Linked DNA regions of Homo sapiens: region 1 is linked to region 2. Evidence: read pairs that join two places in POLR2A ChIA-PET (ENCODE). Cell type or tissue: MCF 10A. All regions are shown on one strand.

What was found. Peaks named below come from ENCODE experiments on the same cell type or tissue, not always from the same donor. Only the 100,000 strongest peaks of a DNase experiment are listed, where the experiment ranks them.
Region 1: POLR2A ChIA-PET joins it to region 2 with 5 read pairs; 3 of 35 experiments call an interaction of 5 or more read pairs at or near these places.

The regions. Positions count from the first base shown.
Region 1 is chr9:27,502,324-27,507,323 of GRCh38, reverse strand. All of the region lies in intron 1 of MOB3B (MOB kinase activator 3B), which reads left to right. Among named protein-coding and RNA genes, the nearest start is that of IFNK, 19 kb to the left of the region's middle. In MCF 10A, no CTCF peak of the experiment used is centred here; no DNase peak of the experiment used is centred here.
Region 2 is chr9:27,360,655-27,365,654 of GRCh38, reverse strand. All of the region lies in intron 2 of MOB3B (MOB kinase activator 3B), which reads left to right. Among named protein-coding and RNA genes, the nearest start is that of EQTN, 66 kb to the right of the region's middle. In MCF 10A, no CTCF peak of the experiment used is centred here; a DNase peak (open chromatin) is centred at 3,014.

The sequences.
Region 1 (5,000 bases), 140 kb before region 2:
ACACGGAGGATCCCACTGGCTGGAAAGAAAACAAGAAGGTAGGAGTGAAGTATGAATAGAAGATACTTGTGCACTTGGATCCCAGCCCTGCCACTTACTAGCTGTATGACCACGGATGAATTTCTCATCATATGGAAGCTTCTGTTTCTATATCAGCAAAAGAGGAATCATAACATTGACTCATAGACACAATGATAAAAATGTAAAATGCTTAGCACAGTGTCTTAAATGTGGCACACAGCAAATGGTATCAGTCACAGTAAAACTCAGTAAATAATTTTGCTTGTTTGTCTATAAAGCAGCAATACTACATCATAAGACTATGGTCAAGATTAAATAAGTTGGGCTGGGCGCAGTGGCTCATCCCTGTAATCCCAGCACTTTGCGAGGCCAAGGCAGGTGGATCATGAGATCAGGAGTTCAAGACCATCCTGGCCAAGATGGTGAAACCCCGTCTCTACTAAAAATACAAAAAAAAAAAAAAAAAAAAATTAGCCGGGGTGTGGTGGCTCACGCCTGTAATCCCAGCACTTTGGGAGGCCGAGGCTGGCGGATCACGAGGTCAGGAGATCGAGACCATCCTGGCTAACACGGTGAAACCCCGTCTCTACTAAAATTACAAAAAATTAGCCGGGCGTGGTGGCGGGTGCCTGTAATCCCAGCTACTTGGGAGGCTGAGGCAGAGAATTGCTTAAATCCAGGAGGCGGAAGTTGCAGTGAGCTGAGATCAAGCCACTGCACTCCAGCCTGGGTGACAGAGTGAGACTCCGTCTCAAAAAAAAAAAAAAGATTAAATAAGTTGACATAATTAAAGGGTCTGGCACAGTGCCTACCATACAGAATATGAACATATACAATAAATATTGGCTATTGTGATGATGAAAAATGGGGGTAGATGAGAGGAGACATTTCAGACACAGGCAAGAGGTACATAGCCTGGTATGGGCTTGGCAAATTACCTGGTTCTCTAGGATGGAAGTTTTGTTCAAGTGAGTAGTAGTTGAAAGATAGATGATGGTTGTAAAATATGTTAAACATGAATTAAAAGCCTCTTAATTGGGGATATTAAATAAAGAGTCTAGGATTCCAGAAGAAAATTTAAATGAGTGATCTCTAAGTTTCCTTCTGTTTGAGATTCTGTGGTTCCTCCAAGACTTCCAGTGGTTCCCAAGAAAAACTTGTGAGTCAACCATCCCACTGCAGTAGCGATCCAGAGCTGCAGCCTGGAACACACCAGCAATAAGGCAATGCTTCTCTGTTTTGATAACAGCACCTCATTTGCTAAATGAAAAAGAGTTTTAGTTTCCATGTGGCAATCTGCCCAGGCATTTGATTTGACAGCTAAGAGAGAGAAAGGTAAAAGCCCATGCGTGTAATTGGTGACACGTTATTTCCTGGTCATTTTTTTCCCCTTAGTTTTGAGAGCCAGAGTCAAAGAGAAGGAAGAGAGAGGGGGAAAAAATGGCTCTACGGGAAATGAGTTTCCAGGCAGAGCTGAGACACCTGAAGAATGTGTCACTTCATATACTTTGCACGTGTGAGTCAATAGGCAGTTTCAGGGTTTGCCAAAGTGCATCCAAGGGCTGGTGCAAGAGAAGAAACCACTCCAGGAGAATTAATATAATTCTGGTAAGACAGCTTCATGCATTAAGCTTTCAAGAGGGCCTGAGAGGTCTGTGGACTTCATGCAGAACTGTTTGCACAGCATTGGCCAGAGTTGGAATATAAGCTAGTACAGCATTCCCAACTTCTTCCTAAATTTATTTTATGTGAAAATACATTTAGAAAACTCAGAGTTAAGCAAGTCAAAGAGATTTCTTTACTGCAGAACATCTCAGGATCTTTGTTATGCTAATATGAATTGTGAGTGTCCAAGAAGGAGAGTGTGAATGCAGTACTTCCCACATTCACGGGAAAGTGGTAGGTTTTAATGTAGAATGTATCTAGGGACTAGAGTCTTAAGCAGCCCTTTGGGAAAAGCTGATTTGGGGCAGGAACACCAGGCCGTCATTCCTTCACTCTTGCCCTTTCCCGGGGAGGTCTAGGTACGGACACAGATGTTTGCAGGCAGCCCTGTCATTCTAGCAGCTGAATGCAGGACATTGTCCAGGAGAACACCAGTCATTTGCAAAAACATGATGCGGTATGGTAGGTAAAATAATAGCTCCCCAAAGATGTCCACATTCTCATCCATAAAGCCTGTGAATATGTTATCTTACATGCCAAAAGAAATTTTGTGTATGCGATTACACTAAAGATATTGAGATGGGTGATTGTTCTGGATTATCAGGGTGGGCCAAGTGTAGCCACAGGGTCCTTATGAGAAGGAGGCAGGCAAGCGAGAGTCTGAGGAGATGCAATGACAGAAGCAGAGGTCAGAGTGATGTGGGGCCACAAGTCAAGGAATGCAGGCAGCCTCCAGAAGCTAGAAAAGGCAAGGAAGTGGATTCTCCCTGAGAACCTCCAGCAGTAACACAGCCTTGCCACCCATTTTAGACTCCTGACCTCCAAACTGTAAAATCACCTTATGATGTTTGAAGCCACTAAGTTTGTGGTAATGTGTTACAGTAGGGGTGGGAAATGAATAATGAGGTTTGATATTGGTCCCACTTTTCCTGTGCTTGAATGTGGATGGATTGACATGCTTCCAGACCCCTTCTAAGGCCCTGCTCCTGTTCAGGACTCTGATAGTCAAGGAGGTCATCCATAACCACCCTCTGGCTAGTGTGCCCTGCTTTCTTGCTGTCCTTCCTTTATCTCCCCAAGCCCCAGGGCCAAGTATCACTCTACTGCTCAGATGTGCAGTGACCAGGCCAGTCACTGACAGTCTTTGAAAGAAGTGATGTGATTGGCCACTGGTTGTGCTATGCATCTGTCATTTTTGTAGTGTGGGCTGAAGAGCATACTTCATTCAGTTACTACTATAATATCTTGTGGTAACTGAAATTTGAACAGGGTTGTTGTAGGATGGGTGTCATTTAAATTGTGCTCACTGAAATGGGTGCATATCAGAACCACACAAAATGAGGACTGCATCTTTTAAAATCATGGTGCAAATCCTGCAGTAGCATTGTTATCACTGGACTGGGGGACAGGCAGCCTAGCCATGTCCTCTTGTGTTTGCTGAATACCAACGTATAAATGTGGCTGATGCAAGCATTAGGGATGTCAGTAAATAATGTATGAATTTAAAGTTGAGCAAAAGATGATGAAGCACTATTTGTACTTTGTGTCTGATGGTCACAGTTCAGTTATCCAGGAATCTCACTCTGAGACCCTGTGATTTGCAAGTAGGAGGTTCATTAGGGACTGCTTATGGCCACAAGGACTGGCAGGGGAATGAAAGCAGGAGAACGGAACAGAGGGAGAAGATGGCTGTGATGCACAGGGGGCTCTGGAGCCGGGACAGCCTGAAGAGTGGTCCCGAGTTAAGGCAAGGGGGCAAGGCCTTTATGTTTCTCCATCAGCCAGTCATTGGCTGTGGGTTGCCCAATCCCAAGAGGGCAAACTCCCTCCAGGGCGGTGGCTCTCTCTAACTAAGCATGCTTCTTTGAGAGGCCCTCAGCTGAAAGCTGCCAGCCTCTAACACTCCCAACTGGGAGAATAAATGCCCTAGTCCTAAAGGAATCTGATGGCACATTACAGGGTCCACTACCCTGATTATTCTATGATTCTGGTGCCACTGGACAGCCAAACTTTACAGAGGGCTAATCAGTATTTTAGCAAGGTTCAAGTCAGAATCTGGGGCAGAGTATGCAGGAAGAAGAGACAGGAGCGCAGGAGAGCTGACTGAGGCTGCTGCTGACGGAGAAGGCAGGGCCGCCTTCTAGGACAGTGGCCACCTCTCCTTCCCAAAGAACAGCAGCCAGTTGGGGCTGGATCCGCCTCCACTTTGATTTTCATTTATGGTAACTTATTAATTTGCGAGAAGTTGATGGTCTCGTTACTTTATCTTATCTTGCCCTTTTCGGGCATTTGGGCTCTGAATTGGAGCAGATGGAGAGGACAAGAACTTGAAATGAAAAGTTACTACATTTGACATTCGTGGTCAATTTTTCCTCTAGTGAAATATAGGTACCATGTAAAGGCAAATTGAAATTTTTTCAACTCCCAGTCCTTCCCTTTCCCTCCTTTTTTCTTCTGGTTCTTAGACCTCACACGTGTGTCATGTTCTTCCTCCAGTCTAGTCACCCCTAGCTCTTTATTTGAGGAGAATTAGATGCCTGAAGTCCGGCTCCTGCTTCACTGAATTGGGAAACAATGAAGTCAGCATCTCTCATTCTCTGAACTAACACTTACAGCTTTGGGAAACTACCTCTTTCCCCCAAGAAAAAGGGTCTGCAGATCTCTGAGAGAGGTTGCTAAGAATTCAGCAGGGAGATGAACAGGATAATAGAGGACTTTGTCACAAAGGGCTGACACCATGTTTTAGAATTGCTGATCTTAACACTTAGGCTAAAACCTGGATAAAAAGAGATTCCTGCCTACTTTCCTGTGACATTCTCTTTAGAAAGACTGAAGATACTCCCATCTGTAAGAATTTAGTTTGGGCATCCTGGTGGATTGAGGGCTTGGAGGCCACATGACAAAAGCTTTTCATCTGGAGGACCAAGTCTGACCCTTCAGTAGTGGCTGCCTGGAGAGGCTGTGTTAAGAAAGATTCTGAAGCCAGAAAAGCTTCTGTCTCCTTAGCTGATGGCTGCCCTGGCCGTGTTCCTGGGGAGGAAAGGGACACCTGATGTGTACTTGGCCATCTCAGGACATTAGTCTTCACACAACAGTCCTCAGTTGGCTGATGGGTGTTTTTGTGCTTAAACACTATATCCAATGCATACCTTTAATCTGGTTTGGGGTATACTGTAGTTTGTGAGTTATTCAGAGGTAAAATGCTAAGTACAGGATGACAAGTTGAAGAGGTAGCTGTCCAGTCCCTAGACTTCACAGAAAGAGTGAAAGATAAATTAAATCCTAAAATAAGTATATGAATAGGGAAGAGGTAT
Region 2 (5,000 bases):
TAGAGAGAAGGGCATGTTCTGAGTCTCAATTATTGATTGCAAATCACTTAGAGATCTTGTAATCAAAGATTGTTTTCTATATCATCAATACAGGCACATATCTAACAGTCTGGTATTATTGCTGATGGTTTGTCTGGATTATTATAAGACTAGTCAAAATCTAACTCCAAACCCTTAAGATATACAATCTATTTCAGTTAGGACTGCTGGTTAATGTTGTCTGGCATTAACTTTCTGAGTACAGTGACTGAAAATTAACTCTCACTACCTGAAAAAAAAAAAAAAAAAAAGAGAAGAAGGAAGATTTCAATGATAAAAAGAAAGTTTCAGAGTTTTTCCTTTCCACACCCTAGGCTGGATCACAGTGTTCCTCATTGCAAAGTTTTCTCTTCTCCCCAAAAGCAACATGCAGCCTTCCATGCCAGGACTATATATATCAGGAGTCTGGCAAAAAGCTATCCTTTCTGCTGTGGGTTTTCTTTTTTTTTTTTTGCCTCCCCCAAACAGGAGATGATGGATTCACATCTTGACTAAATAAGACCACTGCTCTTTTCTGATTCAATTTTGATCGATGAAGTATTCCCTGCCTTGCCTGTGCCAGGTGCTTTCAAAGGTGGAATCAAAGTATAACACAGTCCCTTTGTTCAGAGAACTTACAGCAATATAAGACATAAGTTTGAGAAACTAGTAGAAAATAATGCAAGGTAGATTATACTCCAGGGCTTATTTAGTACCTGCCACTGTAAGTTTTTTGCAAGTCCAGAATTGATGTATTAATGCCAAGACTGCTATCATGAAAATAAATAGCCAGGAATTTAATCCCAAAGTTTGTCACAAAGACCATTTGGTCAATGGGATACTAAAACTAACAATTCACAATAGAATACTGCAAGGCAGTAAGCTAAACCTTTTAGATGTTTATGTAATTAATCTGCACAACACCCTAAGCTACAAATAACATTAATATATCCCCATTTTTCTTTAAGGGATATATTCTTTAAGGGGAAAGTGAGGCTTGGAGACACTACATCATCTGCATATGGCTACATTGTGAATAAGTGGTAAAGGTAGAAATAAAGCCTAGGAGTTCTGGTTACAGACTCTGTGTTTTAAATCAATAGCTATTATAAGCAAAGGGGAATCCAGATTTAAATAGGATTTTTTGCTACAGATATTCTCAGATCCTTTACTATGCTTGGGTACGTTGTAAACCTCTATGAAAACAGCATTTTTGCCAATATATTTGGTCTCAGAATCCTCTCTTTTTAGCCAAGGATCTCTCAAGAATAGTGATTTTTAAAACACATAATGGGGAATACTGAAGTGGAGGGTCTATCGTGTCTTATGTACTCATGAGGCAGAAGGAGGGCATTGGTTATGGTCCTGATGTTGGGTCACTTGTGCCATGTAGAACACGGGTTGCCCTTTGCTCAGACCCAGCCATGCACAGCTCCCCAGGTCCAGGATGCCATTGTAGCTAGCCAAGTGTCCGTTCGAGGTGATCCAGTTGCCTTTCTTCTTCCAATTGCTGAGCTGGATTCTTTTAAAACAAACATTTTTTGAGCTCCTTCCACAAGCAAGCTAAGTGCAGGTCATAAAATGGTGTTTTTGGCTGGACAAGATAGCTCACACGTGTAATCCCAGCATGTTGAGAGGCTGAGGTGGGAGGATCGCTTGAGCCCAGGAGCTTGAGACCAGGCTGGGCAACATAGTGGGACCTTGTCTCCACAAAAACATTTACAAAAGTTAGCCAGGCATGGTGGCGCATGCCTGTATTCTCAGCTACTTGGAAGGCTGAGGCAGGAGGATTGCTTGGGCCCAGGAGGCTGAGGCTGCAGTGAGCTGTGATTGTGACACTGCACTCCAGCCTGGGTGACAGAGTAAAACCCTGTCCTTAAACAATGAATAAATTAAAATAAAATGGTATTCTTGTCCCTCACCTTCCCTGACACCATAGAACCTATAGGATGCTGAAGAAAGAGCCTGAGTTTTGAAGCCAAATCTCTATCTCCTTTTACCCTTGTGGCCTGGGGCAAATGATTTAACTGAGCTAAGCCTCAGTTTCCATTTAAAAAAAAAAAAAACTGAGCCGGGCGTGGTGGATCACGCCTATAATCCCAGCACTTTGGGAGGCTGAGGTGGGCAGATCACGAGGTCAGGAGATCGAGACCATCCTGGCTAACACAGTGAAACCCCGTCTCTACTAAAAATACAAAAAATTAGCCGGGCGTGGCGGCGGGCGCCTGTAGTCCCAGCTACTTGGGAGGCTGAGGCAGGAGAATGGCATGAACCTGGGAGGCGGAGCTTGCAGTGAGCCACGATCCTGCCACTGTACTGGGCGAAAGTGCGAGACTCCATCTCAAAAAAACACAAAAACAAACAAACAAAAAAACGAAAAACCTGAAATAATAATTCCACTACTCAGGGTGTCACTGGAATTAAATGACATTGCACATACACAGATCAGCCCTCATTTGGAATTCCCTTTTCTTTTAGTTATGTAATGGAGATTGGATACTTCTTTGCAGCACCATGAAGAAAGAAAACCACCTCAAATCAATCAGTTTTCATGAACTGGCTCTCTGGAGCCTGCCAGGAAAGGGAGTGGGTCAGCAAGCTGTATCTTGTTCTATCTTGCTGCCATGAGGTTAGTTACATAGAATGAGAAAGTTCCAGAGTCTGCAGAAGGGGTGGACATCCGAGGTCTCGCCATCTGAAGGGATAACCTCTTCCAAGTCCCACCTTCTGAGGTTTATTTAAAACACACACACAAATCTGGACGTCTGTAAGGCAGAAGGGAAAAGGGTGAAAATAGTATGCAAACTGTAGAATTGGCCTCTGAACCATCAATAAATATAAGAATTTTTCAAATGCATGTAGCTTTCCTGTTCTTTTCCCACTCTCTGTGAGCTGGATTTTGTCTTTGACTCAGCAGAGAACCCAGTGGGGTTTCCTAGGCTCCTGAGGGCTCCCAACCTCTTTGCAGTGTCTGGAGTTGGCCTGGGGTGACTGCAGTGCATGCTGAACATGTCTCAACTTGAACCGTTTGCAGCTTTTGCTTTTGAAGAATGAATTACATGGGAGGGAGGGAATGGTGGAAGAGTGGGGCCTGACTTAGCAGCCAGAGCCAAGAGATTCTGAGCCTGGAGTCCTACCTACCCGAGGAGTTCAGGTGGGAAATAATGAAAGTTGAACTTACTCCCAAAGTTCCATTGAGTGCCAAGCACAGTACAGATACTAATAAAAACACTACAAAGTAAATTTGTGTATTAGTTTTATAATAAAGTTGAGTGATGAAGACTCGACTGGATTTTAAACTAAAGACCTAGTTTAAAATCCTAGCCCTACTGCTTACTAGCTACATAGGCTACATAAGCTGTAGCTAGTAAGAAGTCAGGTTAGTATTTTAAACTAGGTCTTCCAGATTGCAAAACCAACTACTCTAAAGCCATAGCCCAAAATGGATAGGCAAGAGGCAAACCCCCTTCAAGGCCAGAGACAAGTCAGAGACCAGGTATGGAATGGAAGGCACAGCTGAGATTTCTGAGCTGAGCAGTGGCAGAGATGGGGGGAACAGAGCCGCTTGGAGACAGTCTAAAAGGGGCCAGCAATTGCCATGAGCATCCGCAGTGTGTCCAAAACTTTGCCTTATCTGTAGCCAGTGTGGAGGGTAGGGGGGCTGGCTATAAGGGCCACACAGATAAACTGGCACAGCTGAAAGTCCCTGTGTCCCCCAGCATCTGGTGAGCTTCCATGAGACTGGAACCAGGGGAGGAGAAGTGGGAGCACACTTGAGGGAGTTTGAGCTGCCCAGAAAGGAAGGGCTTCAGAGCTAAAAGTGTGTGCAGAGCCCGTGAGCAGTGCTCGTGGACTTTGGAGTCAGACTAACTGGCTAAATCTCTCCTCTACTATTTCCCCGCTGGGTGACCTTGGGCAGCTACTTAATTGTCCCAAATCTATTTCTTTATCTGTGAGATGGAAGTAATTTAAGGCCTGTTCTGAGGGCTCAGTTAGCTAATCTATAGATAGGGCTTGGCACAGTTCCTAGAACATAGTAAGAGCTCAGTAAATACTACTTTTTACTGTTAATCCCAGGTCTGTGGTCTTAAGGCCTGGGCAGAGAAAGCTAACATACTCTCGTTGAAGGCAGCAGAGTATGTTAGCTGACCTCTTCTTGCCTCTGGTTGTGGCTTCTGATGCTGTGGACATTTTTCTGTCCTTCTCCTTCTTCTGTCCCCATCCCCTTTCTTTTGCTTATTTATGTCTCTGTGCCACTGAAGAGTAACTTTTAGATGCCTCACTGTGCTTGACAATCGAGTGGTTCCTCTAACCTGGGAAGAGAGAGCGTTGTACTCTGTAATACTCATTTTTTGGATTTTAGAGTCAGGCGGACTTGGTTCAAATCCCAGCCCTACCACTTTTTAGCAACAGAATTCATGCTGAAGAGCTTCAGTGCTATTTATCTATGAAACATTAATAGGAATAATAAAACCTATTCCACAGATACATTGTGAAGACAACATATGTCGACCTCCTGGCATTGTCACCAGGTGGGTTACAGGACTCCCCATGTGAAGGAAACATACCTATCTTAGAGGGAATTTCATCACTTCTGGGACTCAGGCTTCAAAGACTCCAGACCCGCCCCCAGTGTGGCAACAGCAGTTCTGCAGGCCCCTCTCCACTGAGAAAGCAGCCCATAAACTCTGCATGTGGCTGCCCTCCACCTTCTCCTTGGCTCTACCGCACCCTCAACCCCAAATCCCAGCATCTGTTGCCCAGGCAGTCAGCTCCCAAGCAGTGCCAGAACTTCTCCCTGGGTTCATTTGATATGTTGCCACTTTGTTTCAAAGAAAAGCCATTATCAGTGTTGGGACCCAAGGGAAGCAGATCTTGTCACTGCCGCCTGCCAGACATGTTCCTTCTCATCCTGCCCTGGGGTCCCAGGTGATCCCATTACAGTGTCTCACCAGACAGCTGCTGCTAGGTTTCTGTGGAGG